Linked DNA regions of Homo sapiens: region 2 is linked to region 1. The links are chromatin loops, found by intact Hi-C in ENCODE. Cell type or tissue: GM12878. All regions are shown on one strand. Region 1 overlaps FGD6 (FYVE, RhoGEF and PH domain containing 6). Region 2 overlaps NTN4 (netrin 4).

Evidence for each region. Hi-C counts contacts between places; a loop is a spot of excess contacts. Peaks named below come from ENCODE experiments on the same cell type or tissue, not always from the same donor. Only the 100,000 strongest peaks of a DNase experiment are listed, where the experiment ranks them.
Region 2: it touches region 1 in a loop (6-fold over the local background); 1 of 110 quality-filtered maps calls a loop at or near these places.

What each region holds. Positions count from the first base shown.
Region 1 is chr12:95,101,135-95,106,134 of GRCh38, reverse strand. FGD6 (FYVE, RhoGEF and PH domain containing 6) reads left to right here. Exons shown (of 21, transcript NM_018351.4): 14 at 1,049-1,128. Among named protein-coding and RNA genes, the nearest start is that of NR2C1, 30 kb to the right of the region's middle. In GM12878, no CTCF peak of the experiment used is centred here; a DNase peak (open chromatin) is centred at 2,784.
Region 2 is chr12:95,697,982-95,702,981 of GRCh38, reverse strand. The region is part of intron 5 of NTN4 (netrin 4); the gene reads left to right. Among named protein-coding and RNA genes, the nearest start is that of NTN4, 90 kb to the left of the region's middle. RefSeq lists enhancers at 2,491-2,540, 2,591-2,660. In GM12878, no CTCF peak of the experiment used is centred here; a DNase peak (open chromatin) is centred at 2,411.

The DNA.
Region 1 (5,000 bases):
AATAACAACAACAAATATATATTTTAGAGAAAATTCCCTAAGATAAACATCTTTCTTATATCCTTTACTTTTCTGTCTATATATGTTACTGTTTATGCATTTGTTTTGTTTTGTTTTGTTTTTTTGTGACAGAGTCTCACTCTGTTACCCAGGCTAGAGTGCAGTGGTGCGATCTCAGCTCACTGCAACCTCTGCCTCCCGAGTTTGAGAGATTCTCCTGACTCAGCCTCTTGAGTAGATGGGACTACAGGCTCAGCTAATTTTTGTATTTTTCACAGAGACGGGGTTTCACTATGTCGGCCAGGCTGGTCTCAAAGTCCTGACCTCAAGTGATCCACCCACCGTCGCATCCCAAAGTGCTGAGATTACAGGCGTGAGCCACTGCGCCCTGCCTGTTTATGCATTTGATTATTCATTCATGTAGTCATTTGTTCACTCATGCATTAATGTATTCATAGGATATTTATTGAGAACTACTATAAACAAAACAGTAATGGGTTTGGTGGAAGATATGAAGATAAGTTGAAGCATGATTCTTATTGTCTTTCCTCCCCCAGGGACTTAGCAACTAGTTGGGAAGACAGTACACTACACGTAAATACCTATAAAGTAGACAGTAATAAATATCACTATAAAGGCACAATTACAGTTTTGGGAATTCAGAAAATAAAGAACTTGCAGTGTTTGATGGTCATGGTGGGGACTGGCCTGTAGCTTTTGAGAGCAGCTAGGAAAGAAGGAGAAAGAGGAGGAAGAGCCAGTGGACCTTAAAGTATAGGTCACATTTGGCCATGCTGAGATGTAAGGGAAAGGCATTCCAGGTGGAGGGCATACTGTGAGCAAAGTCCTGGAGGTGGGAAAGGTGGGCTGGTGTGTGGGCTTTTCAATTCATCTGAAGCATAGAGTAGATGAAGGAGAACAGCAGTAGAGAAAGCTGGATAGGAAGATTGGTTGTGGATGTAAGCAGCCAGGGCCATTGGACAACTTCAGCTCATTGATATGGTTTTCAGTAGGATGAGTCGGCTCAAATTGTTGTGCTTTCTTCCAGGTCAGAAAACCTACCCAAGAAGCCTATCAGAATGAATTAAAGATTGAAAGTGTAGAACGTTCCTTCATTCTCTCAGCCAGGTAAATTTTTTCTTCTTCTTTTTTTTTTTTTTTTTCTCATTCTGAGTCTGCTTGCTAGGGAATGTCAGGAAAATTTTGGTTTTTGGTTTTTTTTGAGACAGCATCTCACTCTGTCACCCAGGCTGGAATGCAGTGGCACAATCACGGCTCACTGCAGCCTCCACCTCCATGGCCCAAGCAGTTCTCCCACCTCAGCCTCTTGAGTAGCTGGGACCACAGGCATGCACTACCATACCCGGCTAACTTTAAAAATATTTTTTTGTATGCCAGGTGTGGTAGCTCACCCCTGTAATACCAGGACTTCGGGAGGCTGAGCTGGGCAGATCACTTGAGGTCAGGAGTTTGAGACCAGCCTAGCTAACATGAACATGATTAAACCCCATCTCTACTAACAATACAAAAATTAGCCAAGTATGGTGGCAGGCACCTGTAGTCCCAGCTACTCAGGAGGCTGAGGCAGGAGAATTGCTTGAACCCAGGAGGCGGAGGTTGCAGTGAGCGAAGATCCCACCACTGCACTCCAGCCTAGGTGACAGAGAGAGATTCTGTCTCAAAAAAAAAAATTTTTTTTTTAGAGATGGGGTCTCCATATGTTCCCCAGGCTGATCTTGAACTCCTGAGCTCATGCAATCTTCCCACCTTAGCTTCCCAAAGTGCTGAGATTACAGGTGTGAGTCACTGTGCCGGCCTATTTTTAAGAATACATAAACATAGATTTTTGTGAGTATAACAGGGAAAGATATTGCCAACACTTTTTGCACTTAGGTTAGCTACTGACTTTTTGTTCTTCTTTTTCTTCTTTCCCAATACCGTGCAGTTTTACTCTTGATTTACCATGCAAGGAAGTGGCTGAGAGCAGAGGCAACAGTATGCTAGAAGCACAGAGATTAAAATGTTCTTCTGAATAGAATAACAATGGTGAAAGTGCTTTGCTGATCATTTTTTAAGTGGCTATTTCAAATTGTTTTTAAGAACAACTAGTGCTTTATAGGTTATTAGGAAATTTGTAGGTGTCACTTAAAGGTTCTAACAAACCTATGAGGTAGGTGTAATCTCCTTCTAAAAATTAGGAAACTAAATTACAGAAAAATGGAGTTGCTGTCTTACGGATACATATTTGACACAGCCAGGATGCAAATCGAAGTCTTTTGCTTTTAAGTCCATTGTTATGGGCTGGGTGCAGTAGCTTACGCCTGTAATCAAGCACTTTGGGAGGCCAAGGCGGGTGGATCACCTGAGGTCAGGAGTTTGAGACCAGCCTGGCCAACATGGTGAAACCCCATCTCTACTAAAAATACAAAAAAATTAGCCAGACATGGTGGCATGTGCCTATGATCCCAGCTACTTGGGAGGCTGAGGCAGGAGAATCACTTGAACCTGGGTGGTGGAGGTTGCAGTGAACCGAGATCACTCCACTGCACTCCAGCCTGGGTGATAGAGCAAGACTCCATCTCAGAAAGAATGGAGGGAGGGCGGGAAAAGAAATCCATTATTATTTATGATACCACCTTGCCCCAGACCGGAACCTGCAGTGACTTAATATGTTGCCATAATGTAATTCAAGTGCTGAGGAAACCTGAAACTCTATGACTCATAAAAATACATTACTGAGTTACTGACTGAGTGGCGGAAGTGGGTATTTGGGAAGGTTTGACTGGTGAAGGGAGAGATGCCAATAGTCATAGCATGCTCCACTGCACAATCTAAATAATGAGACACTGTCTTCTCAGACCTAACCTTTGATCTAATAAAAATAGAAGCAAACGCTTTTGTAACACTTACTGTATGCCAGGCACCATCATAAAGACTTTATGTGTAGTACTTCGTTTCATCTTCACAGCAACCTGTAAGGCAAGTTGTCGTTATTATACCCATTCTATGCTGAGAAAAGCCACTCAGCTATACTAGCAGAGCCAGGATTTGAAACCAGGCAGTCTGTTTCCAATTGTCCATACCACTGAAATCAACTAGGATCTTAGGAGCAGGTGGAGTAGTGGCCAGAATCATTTATTACTCTGCATCAGTCACAGTGCTCATGTTTCGTTTTATATTTATTTTCTCTTTTAAGTTCTATGATAACTTTGTGGGGTGGATATTATCTTGATCTTCCAGATTAGAAAAATGGAGGCTCAGAGAGGTTCAATAACACATCTAAGGTTACACGAGTAGTAAGCAGTGGAGCTGTGATTTGAACCTAGGTGTTTCTGACAACCTTTATAATTTTGCTTACGTCCATGAATGTCAAGGACTCAAACCAAATGTCTGACTTCCCAAAATCAGAGGACCACAAGAGTCATCCTGGGGTGTGCTACTCCTCTGAAATGCAATGGCTACTGCTGCCTGACATACAGGATGACAGGAGAAGACAAATACCTGTGTCTAGGGTTTGTCAAATGCTTCGCAGCTAGCAGTCAGAACAAGCAAATTTCTTGGGGGTACCTGAAGCATCCACCAGATACCAATATTTAGAGAGTGCAGGTAAACTCTCAATCACTTAGCATTGTGACTTTTTCTTTTCTTTTCCTTTATTGTTGTTGTGTTTTTTTTTTTTTTTTTTTTTTTTGAGAAAGGGTCTCGCTCTGTCACCCAGGCTGGAGTGCAGTGGCACGATCTCGGCTGACTGCAGCCCCCGCCTCCCGGCTTCAAGCGATCCTTGTGCCTCAGCCTCCCAAGAAGCTGGGACTACAGGCATGCGCCACCATGCCCAGCTAAGTTTTTAATTTTTAGTAGAGACAGGGTTTCACCATGTTGCCCAGGCTGGTCTTAAACTCCTGACCTCAAGTGATCCACCCACCTCACCCTCCCAAAGTGCTGGGATTACAGGCGTGAGTCACCACGTCTGGCCATCTTTTTTAATTTTAAGATAGAGATGACCTTTCACCATATTGGCCAGGCTGGTCTTGAACTCCTGACCTCAGGTGATCCACCCCCACTCAGCCTCCCAAAGTGCTACAGGCAGGATTGTGTTCAGCCCTTTTTTCGTTTTTGAGGGATAGAGGAGTTTGAACAAAAGTTCAGAGAACAAGGCCGGTGCTAAGTGGCTCATGCCTGTAATCCCAGCACTTTGGGAGGCCGAGGCGGGTGGATCACAAAATCAGGAGATCGAGACCATCCTGGCCAACGTGGGGAAACCCCGTCTCTACTAAAAATACAAAAATTAGCCGGGTGTGGTGGCGCTTATCTGTAGTCCCAGCTACTCGGGAGACTGAGGCAGGAGAATTGCTTGAACCCAGGAAGTGGAGGTTGCAGTGAGCCGAGATCGCACCACTGCACTCCAACCTGGCAACAGAGTGAGGCTCCATCTCAAAAAAAAAAAAAAAAAAAAGAAAGTTCAAAGAACATTAAGACCATGTATATCATGTTCCCAGTGAGTGCTTGAGCTTGGTTCTTAAAATCAAGAGGTTATTTTCAAAATTCCAAGGCAGAAATGCCTATAGAAAAGTCAAGTTTTAATTGCACTTCTATTTCCCAAGTAAAAATGAGCCTTGGTGAAAAACAGTAATCTATTTTATTAAGATTAAATCATTCAAGAAATTATAGTGAATGTTTCTTTCCTTGGTTGTTAGGTGAATATCTGGATGTTCATGATTTCCAGATCAGTACCAGACAGGTGTAATGAACAGCTCTGATCAAGATTTATATTTCTGTGACTTTTTTCTTTTTTGTGACAGAGTCTCGCTCTGTTGCCCAGGAGTGCAGTGACGCGATCTTGGCTCACTGCAACCTCCACCTCCCGGGTTCGAGCAATTCTTCTGCCCTAGCCTTCCGAGTCACTGGGACTACAGGGGTGCGCCGCCATGCCCGGCTAATTTTTTTTTTTTTTTTGTATTTTTAGTAGAGATGGGGTTTCACCATGTTGGCCAGGCTGGTCT
Region 2 (5,000 bases), 600 kb before region 1:
GGAGGCTGAGGCAGGAGAATCGCTCGCACCTGGGAGGCAGAGGTTGCAGTGAGCCAAGATTGCGCCATTGCACTCCAGCCTGGGAGCCTCCAGAGCAAGACTATGTCTCAAAAAAAAAAAAAACCAAAAAAAAAAAAAACCATTGAAAACCTGAAGCAACAGTTGAGATAAATTTACTAGAAGCACATAAGTTGTAGCTCAGTTTAGTTCAGAAAACATTTATTGAGTGCTTCCCCTGTGCCAACATTAAGTCTGTGAAAATCAGAAGATCTTCCCTAAGAGATGTTACATTCTAGATGAGGAGAAATGTATAATAATAGATCATTTCAGTACTCTGTGGTGGTGATGATGATGACAATATCATAGTAATTGCTGACGTATATTGAGTGCATACTATTTTCTGGTCACTATTCAAAGGGCTGTGTATGTTTTCACTTTTTTAACTTTCACTAAAGCACTTCAATGTAGGTAACATTATTACCACCCATTTTACAAGAGGAAAGTGCAATGAAAAAGATACAGCAAGTGCCTTAGGGAGAGTGTGGGGGTGAGTGAGGACAATTTAGGGAAGACTTCCTTGAAAAGATCCCTCCCTACTTCTTAGATGGCTGTTTCTGTTTTTTCCTGTAAAATTGCTGAAATACAGTTTGTCCTGATTTCTTTTTTTTTTTTTCTTTTTTTTTGTTTTTTTTTTGTTCTTTTGAGACGGAGTCTCTCCCTGTTGCCCAGGCTGGAGTGCAATGGCGCAATCTTGGCTCACTACAACCTCTGCCTCTTAGGTTCAAATGATTCTCCTGCCTCAGCCACCCGAGCAGCTGGGATTACAGGTGCTCGTCACCACACCCAGCTAATTTTTGTATTTTTAGTAGAGACGGGGTTTCCCTATGTTGGCCAGGCTGGTCTCGAACTCCTGACCTCAAGTGATTCACCTTCCTCGGCCTCCCAAAGTGCTGAGATTTCATGCGTGAGCCACCGCGCCCAGCCAGTTTGTCCAGCTTTCTAATCTCAGTCATTTTTAATGAGTTGATCTAGAAAATGAAACAAATTGATGATGTTCTTCCTCACAGCATCTATGATACATGTAATAAAATACGTACCTGGGCATGTTGATTCATTCAACAAATATTGATGGCATTAATCTTGGGGTTTTGTTTGCAGTTAGGTAGCTAGTTTCCTGCCAGGTTAAGCCAAGGACTTACTGGTTCCACGAATGTTCTAGGAGATTTTTCCTCCCACTCTCCTGAGAAGCACCATGCTAAATGCTATGGTTTTATGTGTACATTTTTACTTAATGGTTATAAATTCATCAAACCTGAAGAAACGAGGCCCTGAACCAAATCTTCTAGCCAATAGATTTATTTCTTGTGAGCAATTAAATCATCCCTGTTCTCACTTCCTCTTTATTTCAACCTTAATCAGAGTCTACTGTTGGACCCAGCACAATCAACTACACATTACCATGCCAAGAAATCACTTCTGAGGATTCCAGGGATGTTGTTTGTTTTTTTAAGACTGGGGAGATCACTGAAACTGAATTTATTTCTACAGCTTAGGAAAAAAAAATTTTTGAAAGGACAGTGCATTTAAGGTCTGTAAACACAAGGGAAAACATGAATCTCTCCAGCTGAACCTAGGGCTGAGAACAGAAATGGAGGCTCAAAGTGACTCGTTGCTCAGGCACAGAAGGAAAAAGGGGAATGTAATTCTCACTGTGTACTGAGGTACTTTGAGGAATCTCATCTCTCTGTTCAAAAAGTGGATAGTCTCTTTTAGAGTAACTCACTTGAAACCTTTAAAGTCACCTATGTGACTTTGGTAACCTATAACACAGGTAGATTTTTCTATAGCAGGCATATTTTTAAAATGTGACAGCAGGGGTGGTGGCTCACACCTGTAATCTCAGCACTTTGGGAGGCCAAGTGGGCAGATCACCTGAGGTCAGGAGTTCAAGACCAGCCTAGCCAACATGGTGAAACCCTGTCTCTACTAAAAATACAAAAATTAGTTGGGAATGGTGGAGGGCGCCTGTAGTCCCAGCTACTTGGGAGGCTGAGGCAGGAGAATCACTTGAACCGAGGAGGCAGAAGTTGCAATGAGCCAAGATTGCACCACTGCACTCCAACCTGGGCAACAGAGGGAGACTCTGTCTCAAAAAAAAAAAAAAAAAGAAAGAAAGAAAGAAAAAAGAAAGGGAAGAAAAGAAAAAGAAAGAAAGAAAAAAGAGAATAACCTTCCTAGATAATTGTGTACTGGCTTTTGCGGCAGGGTTCGTGGTGGGAGGGAACCCTGACCTGATTCACACCATTTAGCAATTTCTGTGGTTGAAACATTCTCACCACGGCCAGTTTCAAACTCTCAGGTCATTTTTCATCAGGAAGTCAGACTCAGACTCTGAGTCAAAAGTAGAACGGTTTGGACAAGGTCTTGCCTCCACTTTCACAGCCCCACTTCTCTCACCTCAAGTCATTGGTTCCCAAACCTGGCTGTGGGTCAGAATCACCAGGGAGCACTTACTCAAAATGTGCAATCTTAGAGTCCTGCCCAGAATACACTGAATCAGAATCTCCAACAGGGCGTCCGGACAGAAATCTGCATTCCTTTAAAAAGCATCGTTGGTGACTCTGATTCAGCCTTTTGGCCTCTTGGCTCAGCATTTGAAAACCACTGCTTATAGCAGTCTTGTCTCTAGCATAAGCTCTCTTTAAAAAAAAATTAATTAGCTGAGCATGATGGTATGCACTTGTAGTCCCAGCAACTCAGGAGGCTCAGGCAGGAGGACCACTTGTGCCCAGGAGTTTGAGGCTGCAGTGAGCCATGATCACACCACTGCACTACACAACCAGGGTGGCAGACTGAGACCCTAAGTAAAAAAAAAAAAAAAAAAAAAAAAAAAAAAAAAAATCCTCACTTTAGAAGAATACACTGTTTGAAACAGGTGTTTAAAGAAATGCCTGTAGAACAGAATTAACTCCTTTTAGGAAACAACCAGTTAATTCCTTTACAATAAATTTATTGACTTTTATGCCAAGACACATATTTTAAACTATTACATAGTCTTTCTCCATATTAAAAGGAAAATCAGAAAATGGAAAAGAAAGCAGAATTCATTCTCTGTCAAAGTAAACAACCTCTTGAAAGATTGGCATGCCCTTCCTTCCTCCCTGATGGGCCAAAATAAATGTAGTCAATTGCCCTTTAGCACAGAGTGAATAAAAATAAACTTGGTCTCTCTGCCCTAAAACCCAAACCAAGCATTTACCAAGATAGCATCTGGTTTCATGGCTACCTACCCAAATGAACCAGCTATCTTTGTAAAGAAAGGGTTATATCATCCAGATCTTTTTTTTTTTTTCCTTCTTTCTGGCTTAGGTGAAAACTACTCAGCTGTTGGAGATGCAGGTGCTTTGGGTGGATGACTCTCTTGCCTCAGTCTCTATTGCCATTCTTCACATTCTACTCAAATAGCCCCTTCTCATGATGCTCTCAGGAAGAGTCTCTGCATTTCCGTTTGCACTGATCTCTCTTAAACAGTTATTTCATTTTACCTCCTGTATAGTGATGCTTCCATTTCAGTCTATCTTTCAAGTACAATTTTTACACTAATTAAATCCAGAATACCTTACCACAATTACACATGTAAGAAAACATAAGCACCTTTCATTTGTTTATTCTCGTGCCTGTGAACCAGTCCATTCCTTCCCAAAGGTTATTGAGGTCTCTTCAAATAGTAACTTGTGGGCTTTTTCTTTCAAATTGTAGGTTTGGCAAAGTCACGTGAGTTCATTTTATACCATATAAACAACATAGACATCCTTGTTTTATATTGAAAGCAACTGTGAATGATTCCAGCATAGAATCAATATGAAGTAACTGTTTGTGGAAACCACACTTTAAATAGAACAGTAACTTGGCAGTAATAGTTGGGAAACTTTAATCTCAGCTTTTTTTTTTTTTTTTAATCCAAGAAGTAAAACCAGAGTTTAAGAAGTGAGAGAAATAGAGAAAATAGATATGTCATAACATAATAATCATACTAAGGCAATCCTTTAAAAAGATTAAATAACACATATTGAAATTCATCAAAAAAAGAGAAGCTACGATTATTTTTTATTTTATTTTTTTTTTGAGGCAGAGTCTCACTCTATCGCACAGGCTGGAGTGCAGTGTCATGAACATGGCTCATTGCAGCCTCAAACTCCTGGGCTCAAGCAATTCTCCTGCCTCAGCCTTCTGAGTAGCTGGGACTACAGGCATGTGCCATCATGCCCAGCTAATTTTTTAATTTTTTATTTTTAGTATAGACAGGGTCTCACTATGTTCCCCAGGCTGGTCTTGAACTCCTGAGCTCAAGTGATCCTCCCACCTTGGCCTCCTAAAGTGCTGGGATTACAGGCTGGAGCCACTACACCCAGCCAAAACTTTACAAATTGATGGATAATAAAAATCAGTCACATTTGGGAAGAGAAGTGGACAAGGTCATGAAATTCTCTAAAATGTCTTCCAAGAAGAAAGTGGAATGCAGTAATTCACTGAATAAATAAATAGTATACCATTCTACTTTTGATGAGGACATGTAATAATCAAGCAAACAATTAGAAAATATCAAAATCTTCAGAAGGTCTGGACAAAATTAGAAGGTGCATAAAGAAGAGAATGAGCATTTGGTGAATGGCTGTCATGGACCAGACCTCGTGGTAGGTAATTTAGCAATGTTTATGTGCTAAGTTATAGCTTTATGTGCTATATTTTCTATTTTACAAATGAAGACACTGAGACTTAAATTGATTACAGTTGTCCCTGTTCCTCCATCCACAGTATCCTCGAGGGATTGGTTCCAGGATCCCCGAGGATACCAAAATTCATGGATGCTCAAGTCCCTTATATGAAATGGCTTAGTATTTTCATATAACCTATGCACACCCCCCTGTATACTGTAAATCATCTCTAGGTTACTTATAATACCTAATACAATGTAAATGCTGTGTAAATAGTTGTTATAC